2 separate regions of the Homo sapiens genome follow, and region 1 is linked to region 2. A link is a contact called in ENCODE Hi-C or POLR2A ChIA-PET data. All regions are on one chromosome and are shown on one strand. The core of a region is the stretch at or near the end of the contact, and the rest is flanking DNA. Distances in the headings are between cores, read along the strand shown. Region 1 overlaps FGD5 (FYVE, RhoGEF and PH domain containing 5). Region 2 has its middle 19 kb from the start of LINC02011.

What was found. A loop is a pair of places that touch in the nucleus more often than their neighbours do. ChIA-PET counts read pairs that join two places held with the same protein, here RNA polymerase II (POLR2A). Pooled maps may share reads with other maps.
Region 1: a loop to region 2 is called in a map of heart right ventricle, with 1.9 times the contacts of the local background. The contact joins two enhancer-like sites. A Hi-C loop is called at or near these places in 9 of 168 maps with a recorded cell type or tissue (DLD1, Right ventricle myocardium inferior, astrocyte of the cerebellum and 5 more) and 4 of 50 pooled maps. POLR2A ChIA-PET finds 5 or more read pairs at or near these places in 1 of 52 experiments (WTC11).

The regions. Positions count from the first base shown.
Region 1 is chr3:14,836,436-14,839,397 of GRCh38, reverse strand. The region is part of intron 1 of FGD5 (FYVE, RhoGEF and PH domain containing 5); the gene reads right to left. Among named protein-coding and RNA genes, the nearest start is that of FGD5, 19 kb to the right of the region's middle. Within about 2 kb of position 1,322, at least 8 of the 41 ENCODE cell types and tissues checked have a DNase peak (open chromatin) inside an H3K27ac peak, as active enhancers do; they include heart left ventricle and heart right ventricle, where a contact is called at or near this core.
Region 2 is chr3:14,791,493-14,794,332 of GRCh38, reverse strand. No RefSeq gene overlaps it. Among named protein-coding and RNA genes, the nearest start is that of LINC02011, 19 kb to the left of the region's middle. Within about 2 kb of position 1,577, at least 7 of the 41 ENCODE cell types and tissues checked have a DNase peak (open chromatin) inside an H3K27ac peak, as active enhancers do; they include heart left ventricle and heart right ventricle, where a contact is called at or near this core.

The sequences.
Region 1 (2,962 bases), core at 73-2,572, 45 kb before region 2:
ACCCTCACCAGCTGGCATAGCAGGTTCCAGACCACAAATAGAGCTACTATTTGTACACTGGCTGTGGTCTACGAAACACCCTTCACATAACATGACCTTCACGACAGCTCTGTGAGGCACCCAGCAGCATCTCCACGTTACAGCCGAGGAGGCTGAGGCTCAGGAAGGTTAAATGAATTCCCCCAATTCCTCCCAGGTCAGAAATGACGGGTCAAATGTCCCCAGAAGCCTGTGCATTTCCCACTTCCTAGTGTTGAGAAACAGACAGGAGGTGCTGGAAGCATGTGCTTTTCCTTTCTTGGTGCTAACAAACCCTTTTCAAATCAAACACTACCCTTTCAACCTAGATCCCTTCTGCTGCATTTCAATTAAACTTCCTGTTGTTTCTAACCCACTGGTACAAAGCTGTGCAACTGTGTATTCCTAAGACCCCAAAGACAGGGCCAGAATATAACAGGTGGACTTGTAGCCAGTGAATGCCCACAGAGGTAAGGAGGGGGCAGAGGGGGTAGGAAACTGCTGGTTCTATTGCATTTTCTCCCTATAGTTTTGGGAGAGAGGGATGTGAGGCCCCAGCAATGTCATCTGACTTTGTTTTACCTTCCATTTTCTCCCTGTTTGGACTGGAAGTCTATAACTGGTCCCATTATATTTCAAGAGCAGATAACTTATTTCTTTAGCTTCCCAGGGTCATAGATGGAGAGGAATTATGCCAGAATGGGTCATACCCAGAACCTCACCCAATACTGGATTTAAATAATGGGACTTAGGACTTCTGAGCTGACAAGATTCAAATAAGATTTGTTGAGCTGATGCTGTCACAGGATGAGACCTCTGGGGACCTTGGGATGGACTGAATATATTTTGCATTTGGGATAGACCTGAATCACTGGGGGGTCAGATGGCAGTGGCAGAATCAAAGACTGTAATAGGCAGAATCAAAGCCCTCAAAATGTCCACTCCCTAATCCTGGAAACTACAAATATTCTGCATCATTTAGCAAAAGGGGCTTTGCAGACGTACTTAAGGTTGTGAAGGTTATAACGTGGAGATTACCCTTGGTTATCTGGGTGGGCCCAATCTAATCACACAGGTCCTTAGAAGCAGAGAACTTGCCTGGAGTCAGATTCAGAGCACGAGAAAGAGTCAACTCACAACCCGCCATTACTGGAGAAGTCCATGCAGAAAACAGGGGAAGGAGTGCAGGCTGCAGCCAGGGCAAAGATCAGCCCCGTGACAGCCAACAGGGAAGCAGGGCCCTCAGTCCCACAGGAGTGGACGTCAGCTAGTGACCTGAATGGGCACAGCCTGGAATCTCCCCACAGTCTCTAGATGAGGGCCCAGGCCAGCCCACACCCTGACTTTGGCCTCCTGAGACCCTCAGTAAAGGACCCAGCTGAGCCCACTAGACTGCTGACCCACAGAGCTGGGAGATGAAAAACAGATGTTGTCTTAAGCCACTAAATTTATGGCAAATTGCCATGGCAGCAACGGAAAATAAGTATGTCACGTCAGACTCAGAACAGCCCTACGAAATCACTTAGCTCATCACTTCATTTCTGGGGAAACCGAGGCCCCGAAAAAGAAACACAAGAAAAAGGCTACACAGCAAGAGGCAGAGAGCAAAGAGCCTTTTCTGGGCCAGTTCCACGCTTAGAGACTCAGGGCTCTAAGCCCAAAACCCAACTGTGGAACACCGTGAGCACTTTTGTGGATGAGCATAATCACTGCTGATTCAGAAAGCCTGCAAATACTTCGCAGCCTATCCCCCTCTCCGTGGGAGAAGCAGGATCCACACAGAGCTGGGCTTTATACAAAAACCCGGTAGTCCTCAGGCCAAAGAGTGAGGACAGATGCAGGATTCTGAAAAGCCGCAAAACCTAGAGAAGGCTAGTCCTCCAGCCAATGCCATCCAAATACATCCCCCCCAGCCCCCGCAACCGTTAGCTCTAATTAGCAGGTTCGAAGGAAACTAATTTCTGCCTGTCACCAAGGAATGGTGGATTAGAAGCAACTGGATAATGAATGACTGCTCCGTGAACTGAGCAACCGCCCCTCCTGGGGTTACAGGCAAGCCAAACTCCAGCCTCAAAAGACCTTGTTACACTCACACCTTCCCCTTCTCCAGCCATGGAGACAGCAGCCTCCTATTTAACCTCAAATAGTTTCAGTGAGGGCTGAAAGAGTCAGGGACACGCCAATAAAGATGGCAAGGGCACGCAGGGCCCCAGGCTGGGAGTCTTGGCACCACCGCTGACCAACACTCTCAGCCTCTGTTTTGACTCTCTGCACTTCACACCCTCAAGCTTGGGGCTTGAACTCTCACCTCCTTTCTGTCCCTCCCTGCTGCAGTCTGGTCACTGTGTGTGTGTCCTTGGTCTTGGTGCACCCTAGGTCCCTTATACCCGGGTGCTTCTGTGCATGTGGTCCCCACTGTCCCTTCCATTTGGAATGTCCTTCCTTCCCTTCTTCAGGTCGCAAATTCTTACTCGCCCTTTGAGCCCTGCTCAAATGTCCATGTTAACCCTGCGAGTGCCTCAGGGAGGCCTCTTCTTCAAAGCACGTGGCTGCTCCTTCTGTGCTGCCAGAATATTGCTCACTTTCCTATCATATTTATTTTAATCACATCTCATCAGCAATCGGGGTCTGCCTCTCCCATCTCTCTCCTGGGCCTTTCTGAGGGTGGCCACTTGGTTACTCAAGGAACCAAGTCCCAGCACTTCTCTCTTCCCCTCTTGGCCTCAGGTTTCTCCTCTGTAAATGAGGGGGTTCAGACAGCCTGGGTGGAATCCTGAACCTCCCACCCTCAAGGCTGAGGAACACAGGAGAGCCAGAGAAAACTCAAAAGTCGGGCAAAGGCTGGCAAAGCATGAACTCTCCTCACTCACGGTGCTGCTGAATGCAGACCTCAGGGCCTCCTGGAGTCTGGAGACCATTTGCGTTTGGGGACCAGGCAGGTCTC
Region 2 (2,840 bases), core at 328-2,827:
GCTGAGAGTGAGGAGGAACTTTTTCCTTAACTACCTATTTCCAGAATTGCATCCCAAGTGCCTCCTACCCCTTTTCTTGCTTTATCTTCTCCCTCACAGTGTTTGCAATTTCTAGCATACCATACATTTTATTAATTTTTTGTACTGTGTCCCTTTACTAAAGTGTCAGCCCCATGAGGACGGGAGCGTTTGTTTTGTTCACTGCTGTGTCCCTTCCACAACCATTGTTATTGTTTCTCCCACTCAGAGCTGTGCAGAAATGGGATGAGCTGCTGAATAGGTGGTGAGTGCCCCATCAGGAGAGGCGAGCAAGCAGAATCTGCCTGGCCACTTAGCAGGCATTCTGTGCAGGGGGATCCCAGTCTTCATCTGCAGTTTTCCTACCTAGGTGAGGTCCGGAAGGGCCTTTGGGTCAACAGGAGACCCCCCTGGGCCTCCCAGGGTGGCGAGGGGCCTGGGAGTCAGCCATCTGGAGCACCAGAGCTCTCCAACTGGGTCAGCTTCTGTTTATGTTCTTGTCCTGGCCCATCCTGCACCCCGGCCCCACCCTTGGTGAGCTTCAGTCCAGCCTCAACTCTCCTCCCAGCATGAGGCCCTTGTGTTTTGGAAAATCAACCGGCATCACACCAGACTGAAAATATCTCAAAATATCGCTTGCGACTTCCTCCTGCTCCCCGAGGCCCCGCCTGGGCGGGCAGCAACCTTTCCCTTGCTGTTGATTTTCAAGAAAGGCTCTTCCATCACTGGGATGCAGGGAATTTCCAGTATTTTTCTTCCTCTGGCCCTTTTTTTTTTTTTTTTTTTTTGGCCTTCAGAGGCCCACATTGTGTTGTCCTGACGCAGCTCCAGGCAATGTTTTGCCCCAAAGGCCTGGGCTGGGTCAGCGAGGTTTGGACCAGCAGCCCTGGCTCCTTGGGCGCAGGAACAATACCTCCATAATTCACTGAAAGCTCCCCTCGGATGACTTTTTCCTGTTGCTGATTGTCTCCAAGTTCCAGACCTGCACAAACTGCTTTTTCCCCGCAGCTAAATTTAAAAGGGCCAGACCCTGGAAACAGTGCACTAGGCTGCCTTCACCGTGGGGGCAAAGGTGGCGGAGGCTGGATGGAAGTAGAGCCCTGAAGCCACCGCTTCCCTGCCAGCCCTGACACACATACACAGGTGGCTGCAGGACTGTCTTCATTTTAATTCCTCAAACTGCCCTTAGAGCTCCTTGGGCCACAGCCACAGATTGTGGACTTCAGAAAAGTTACTAGATCTGTAGAGGTCAGAGGGGCTACAGCCGAGAAGACTTAAGGAGTCACATGTGCTGTCCCAGAGCTGGGGAACAGGCAGGTCTGGAGGTCCACAGGGTGATGCCAGATCCCACTGCGGGGTGGATTCAAAGGGCAGGAGGAGATTCCGCTCAGGCAGGGCAGAGCAGGGAGAGCACAGGCATCCAGGGGAACAGCTGAGCCCCTGGTCGCTGGAGGGTGCAGACACAGGTGGCATGCCTACCCACCGGGGAAGTGGTCAAGGGCTGACAGTGCCAGGTGAGGGTCAGGTGCCAAGAGGGCCCTTCCCGGTTCTTGCATTTGTGGCCACCCCGGGCCGGCAAGGAGGGGCTGCGCCAGCCATCTCAGAGGTTCCAGCAGCCTTGCCCCTCTGCCCACATTGGCCTAGCCTGTGGCTTTTGACAAGTGTAGAGTGAAATCCTCTGGGCTTGACTTCTAGCTTTGCCACTGACTTGCTGTGTGACCTTCCAAAAGCCTTTTGCTTCTCTCTGCCTCAATGTCCCCATCTTCAAAGTGGGAATAAGAAGAAGCACTTACATCTTAGGGCTCTTATGAGGTGTAAGCAAGTTAATACTTATAAAGTGTTTATATATATATATATTTATTTATTATTTTTTTGAGACAGAGTCTTGCTCTGTCGCCCAGGCTGGAGTTCAGTGGCATGATCTCACCTCACTGCAACCTCCGCCTCCTGGGTTCAAGTGATTCTCCTGCCTCAGCCTCCTGAGTAGCTGGGATTACAGGCGTGGGCCACCATGTCCCGCTAATTTTTGTATTTTTAGTAGAGTCGGGGTTTCACCATGTTGGCCAGGCTGGTCTCAAACTCCTGACCTTAGGTGATCCACCCACCTCAGCCTCCCAAAGTGCTGGGATTACAGACATGAGCCACTCACTGAGCCCAGCCCTATAAAGTGTTTAGAGCAGTGTCTGGCACCGAGTAAATAGGATTTAGAATTATTATCATTATTATTGAAGGACTCCAAGGAGGGCTTTCCCTCTTCATATGTCAGAAATGGAGGCTTTTTATGTTACACATTGCCTTTTCTGGGGTAAAATTTAAGCCTCCCCCGGAAGGAGGAATAAATCCCCAAGGTCTGGGGACCTGGCTTGCTCCCTAATAGGCTGGGCCTGTGGCAGGGACAGCCACTGGACACATGGTTGAGTCACACGTTTGGGAAGGGGCACAGCCCCGAGGCCCCCTTCCCTCCATTCATCCCCTGCTCCTCCAGCCCACCCCTTCCCAGGCACTCGCATGGAGCGTGGGAGCTCAGCCTACCTGGCATCCCTGTCATCTTATCATCCTGGGTCAGCCACCGGTTTGCCAGGTGACCTCAGCCGGTCTCGTCATCTCTGTTTCCTCACATTCCAAGGCTGCTGAGAGGGACAGAGGACATGGTGCACAGAGCTGGGGGTCGTGCCATGGAAAGTCCCAGGGGACAGAGGGCACAACTTGCTGCTGTTCCTAAGCCCGAGTACCTGGGTGCAAGGTGAGAAGGCAGGGAGTGCATCCAAACCCTGCAAGCGGGACGGGTCTGGCCAGTGCAGAGACGCCCCCCAGTGGACTGG